Linked DNA regions of Homo sapiens: region 1 is linked to region 2. A link is an interaction called in ENCODE POLR2A ChIA-PET data of the cell type or tissue named here. Cell type or tissue: CD4-positive, alpha-beta T cell. All regions are shown on one strand.

What was found. Peaks named below come from ENCODE experiments on the same cell type or tissue, not always from the same donor. Only the 100,000 strongest peaks of a DNase experiment are listed, where the experiment ranks them.
Region 1: POLR2A ChIA-PET joins it to region 2 with 5 read pairs; 6 of 35 experiments call an interaction of 5 or more read pairs at or near these places.

Annotation. Positions count from the first base shown.
Region 1 is chr12:31,643,669-31,646,168 of GRCh38, reverse strand. The region is part of intron 1 of LOC124902913 (a long non-coding RNA gene); the gene reads left to right. Among named protein-coding and RNA genes, the nearest start is that of ETFBKMT, 15 kb to the left of the region's middle. In CD4-positive, alpha-beta T cell, no CTCF peak of the experiment used is centred here; no DNase peak of the experiment used is centred here.
Region 2 is chr12:31,927,202-31,929,701 of GRCh38, reverse strand. No RefSeq gene overlaps it. Among named protein-coding and RNA genes, the nearest start is that of RESF1, 31 kb to the left of the region's middle. In CD4-positive, alpha-beta T cell, no CTCF peak of the experiment used is centred here; a DNase peak (open chromatin) is centred at 1,051; H3K4me3 peaks cover 878 bases; H3K27ac peaks cover 1,474 bases.

The sequences.
Region 1 (2,500 bases), 280 kb after region 2:
CAATGTGCTGTGTACAAAGTTTTTAATCTCCACAGCAACCAGTTCAGAAGAGGAAGCTGATGCTTGGGCGGGTAGGGGGAATGTTATGTCTCTTTCCTTTTCTCTGGAAAAAAACAACAACTTTCATGTCATCCAGGCTCTCTCTCATCAAACATGAATCTTCTCTACAGCATCTGAAGGCCTCTAGGATTCTTCCTATTAAGTCACATCTGCCTCTGAGCAGGGGGACAAGGCAGCGTTGCACAAAGCCTGTCTCCACCTCTCTTAGCCCACAGTGACCCCAGGAGCTAAAAGAACATCAGAGAAAAACATCACTAATATCTCAAAGATACTGAGTGCTGCTTAGAGTTGCAGTGGCAAAAATTTTTATCCATGTAAAAATGTAGTCCAGGAAAGATTAGTTTGTCTTCCCCTGCTGGACTCCAGCCTATTTCTACCTAATTATTTTTTCATGTGCCAAAAGTACAGGTAGGGAATTCAGGGGGAAGTAAAATAGTGTTTATTGAGTGCAACTCTATGGCAGGCTCTTTATTCACATGATCTCATTTAATTCCCTTAACAATCTTGTAAGGTAAAAATTGTTATTCCCGGTGTTAATGCAATATATGGACACTGAGGCCAAACAGCTTAAGTAACTGGCTGAATGCACAAAGGCCTGGAAGTGGCAGAACTTGGACTCCCATCCAAGTTCTAAAGACTTCCTTCTATGTCCCTTGCACTCTCTGATCGCCCACATTCTCTTTCCCAGCAGTCTCTAGTTACCAAAATTGCTCTCCTTAAAAAAAAAAAAAAAAAAAAAAAAGGCCAGCCACAGTGGCTCACGCCTGTAGTCCAGCACTTCGGGATCCTAAGGCAAGAGGATCACTTGAGCCCAGGAGTTTGAGACCAGCCTGGGCCACATAGGGTGACCCTATCTCTATTAAAAAGAAAGAAAATTAGCCAGGTGTGGTGGCACACACTTGTGGTCCCAGCTACTCAAGAGGCTGAGGTGAAAGAATCACCTGATTACCTGAGGATCACTTGTGGTTCCAGCTACTTGGGAGGTCGAGGCTGCGGTGAGCCAAGATCATGTCACTGCACTCCAGCCTGGGCAACAGAAAGAGATCCTGTCTCAAAAAAAAAATTGCTCTCCCTCGACAGCCTGCTTAGACGGCACCTGGCTTCAACAAATAATGCCTTGAACATTAGTAGCAGTGCTGGGGAGGAAATGAGCTGAACCCAATACACTGGAGATGGTGGCCAGGGGGCCTCTCACAATTCCTGCTCCCACCTCATCCTGTAGCAAAAGAAGCACTTTCTTCCACTTCCTTATTGGTTCTGTGAGGGTTAATTCTATGTGTCAGCTTGACTGGGTTGCAATGTGTTCAGACAGTTAGTCAAACATTCCTCTGGGTGTTCCTCTGAGGGTATTTCTGAAAGAGATGAACATTTGAGCCCGGGCGTGGTGTCTCACGCCTGTAATCCGAACACTTTGGGAGGCTGAAGGAGGTGGATCACCTGGGGTCAGGAGTTTGAGAACAGCCTGGCCAACATGATGAAACCCCATCTCTACTAAAAATACAAAAAATTAACCGGGCGTGGTCGACAGTGTCCCCTGGCACCGCTGTATGTGCAGCAACAGATAGGTAAAATCTAAGGTTTTAGGACAGATGTGTGAAGGCTGCTGGTGAATGGATGGGACCAGGACAAAGAGGGTACCTCAAGTACAAGGTGCTCTTTGATCAAGCCAAGGACCATTACGGGTTGCAGGGTTGTTTCCCTCCCGGTCAGCCCTGACAGCTAAAGGGACATCATTTATGCCAGTGCTCCAAGCCACCCTTCAGCTCTTTTGGTTAAACCAACATGTATGGCTCTGGGCTGGGCATGGTGGTGCACGCCTATAATCTCAGCAGTTTGGGAAGCCGAGGCGGGAGGATTGCTTGAGCCCAGGAGTTTGAGGCTAGCCTGGGCAACATAGCGAAACCCCAACTCTACAAAAAAATACAAAAATTAGCCGGGTGTGGTGGAGTGCACCTGTAATCCCACCTACTTGGGGGCTGAGGTGTGAGGCTCACTTGGGCTTGGGCAGATGAATGTGCAGTGAGCTGTGATCATGCCACTGCACTCCAGGCTGGGTGACAGAGGGAGACCCTGTCTCAAAAAAAAAAAAAAAAAAATGTATGGCTCTGGCATTTTTCACGTTTGCTGAAGCATGTTCCTTGGGGGCATAATGAGAACACAGGAACCTTGTCTATAATGCATAATGACCATCGGAGGAAAGAATCCCCAGCTAGCTCCATTGTCAGCAACTATCAAGAACCTGCTAGGGGGCCAGGTGCGGTGTCTCATGCCTGTAATCTCAGCACTTTGGGAGGCCGACGCAGGCGGATCACTTGAGGTCAGGAGTTCGAAACCAGCCTGGCCAACATGATGAAACTCCGTCTCTACTAGAAAAAATATAAAAATTGTCCAGGTGCGGTGGCTCACGCTTATAATCCCAGCACTTTGGGAGGCCGAGGTG
Region 2 (2,500 bases):
AAATGTGATACTGCACGTAGGCATGTAGTCCAAACATGTATGAGCATGGGAAGAATTGTAATACCTTGAGTTGGTCTGGCGAATAATCTCTGATCTTCTCCCTGTATCCAGTTACAGAAATAAACTCCCTTCTTTCCCAGTCCATCTGCATCTCATTATTGGGCTGTGAGAACATACAGCCAGGCCTGGTTCGGTTCGGGAACATCTCCACCAAAATTTTTTTTTTTAATTAGCTGAGTGTGGTGGTGCTAGCCTGTGGTCCCAGCTACACAAGAGGCTAAGGCGGGAGGATAGCTTGAACCCTGGAGGTCGAAGCTGCTGTGAGCCATGATCATGTCACTGCACTCCAGCCTGGGTGACAGAGCCTAAAAGCAGGGCATAAATTTCCCATTGAGGAAGGTGCTTCCCCACCCACCCAGTACCAGGGAGAGAAGAGTGATTTTTACCAAAGATGGGAATTAACACCAAGATGAATTTGCATAAACAGATCTTTCTAAAATAGCCCTTATCTTCCATTAATTCCCCCATGTTTCCTACTCAGTGCCCCACAATTAGTTCCTTGAAGCTCAAACCCTCTTTCCTTTGTTAAAAAGGTACATAAAACCGCAAGTCTAACTACTTCTTTCCTGAGAACTCTTTTGCATGCAAATATTAATAAAAATGGTGTGCCTTTTCTCCTGTTACTATGTCTTTTATTAGTTTAATTTGCAGGCCCTCAGTTACAAAACATAAGAGGGTTGAGGAAAATTTTTCCTCTCTGACATGTTTCAGTTAAAAAGGAACCAGCCTGACCAACATGGTGAAACCCCGTCTCTACTAAAAATACAGAAATTAGCCCGGTGTGGTGGTGCATGCCTGTAATCCCAGCTACTCAGGAGGCTGAGGCAGGAGAATCGCCTGAACCCAGGAGGAGGAGAATCGCCTGAACCCAGGAGGCAGAGGTTGCAGTGAGCTGAGATCCTGCCACCGCACTCCAGCCTGGGCAACAAGAGCGAAACTCCGTCTCAAAACAAAACAAAACAAAACCAGCTGAAGAAGTTCCTTTGATTAACAGCACAGCACGGAAATGTTAGCTCTCCTTAGCCAAACCTTGAAAGATACTCTTATTTAATCACAGTTTTAAATGTTAGCTTGCTTACCTTAAAAAAAAAAAAAAGCCAGAAGTCAGATATTCATGATGTGAGATAAAATTCTTAAGTGTGGAGGGAACAAAAACTACAACCTTTTGTAAAAGTCACAAAAGGCCAATCTATTGTATCACATATCCTCAAAGAAGAGTCAGGGCATGCTGAAACATGCTGTGTTTTGTTTTTACTAACATTTTCCTTATTACAAAAATGTTACATTCTCATTAGATAAGAATACTTAAAAAAATAAAATATTATCAATATAATTAATGCACTGGTGTTTTTCCTCCTATAACTTTTCTGTGCATAGTTTTCCCTTTCTTTAATTACATGTTATAATGTAATCCTTATAAACATAATTTTAATGATTGAATATGTTTCCAAGGAAAAGAAATATAGTTTACTAAACCATTTCTCTAGTCGTGGACAAAGAGTTGATGGAGACATTTATTGTGTGTGTGCTTTTACATTGACATTTTAAAAACAAGAACTTCTGAAAAATACAAAAGTACAAAAAGTTGCAAAAATTCAATTTCCTACTTTCCTCCCCAGAAATAACCACTGTTTAATTTTATTTTGTGCATATCTTTCCAGACCTTTGTCTTTGAACATACATTCATATTGAAAGGCAAAATCCTTACACAAATTTGCTAAATTAGTTATAAGATTGCTTAACTTTCTCAGGGCAATAAAGACCTGGAACATTTGGAATTAATGTCTCTATCAGGTGGCAAAAGCATCCTAACAATGTATCAATGTTTACAGATTAATTTCTAATCTTATAGAGCAGTAGTGCAGTAGTTTTTCTGTACCTTCGTCAGATGTTGGTTCTTGTCGGCTCTTCATATTTGTGGGTTTTACATTTGAGGATTCAACCAACTGCAGATCAAAATATTTTTAAAAAAGTAGTTGGGGGCGGTGGCTCACGCCTGTGATCCCAGAACTTTGGGAGAACAAGATGGGGGAGGATCATTTGAGCCCAGGAGATTGAGACCAGCCTGAGTACATGGGGAGACTCCATGTCTACAGAAAATAAAAAAATTAGCCAGGCACTGTGGTGTGTGCCTGTGGGACACAGCTACTTGGGAGGTTGTGGTGGGAGGGTCGCTTGAGCCTGAGCAGTTAAGGCTGCAGTGAGCCGGGATCATGCCACTGCAAAACTGCACTCCAGCCTGGGTGACAGAGCAAGACCCTGTCTCAAAAAAACAAAAAACAGGCTAGGCGAGGTGGCTCATGCCTGTGATCCCAGCACTTCGGGAGGCTGAGGCGGGCAGATCACCTGAGGTCGGGAGTTCGAGACCAGCCTGACCAACATGGGGAAACCCTGTCTCTACTGAAAATACAAAAAATTGGCGGGGTGCAGTGGCTCACGC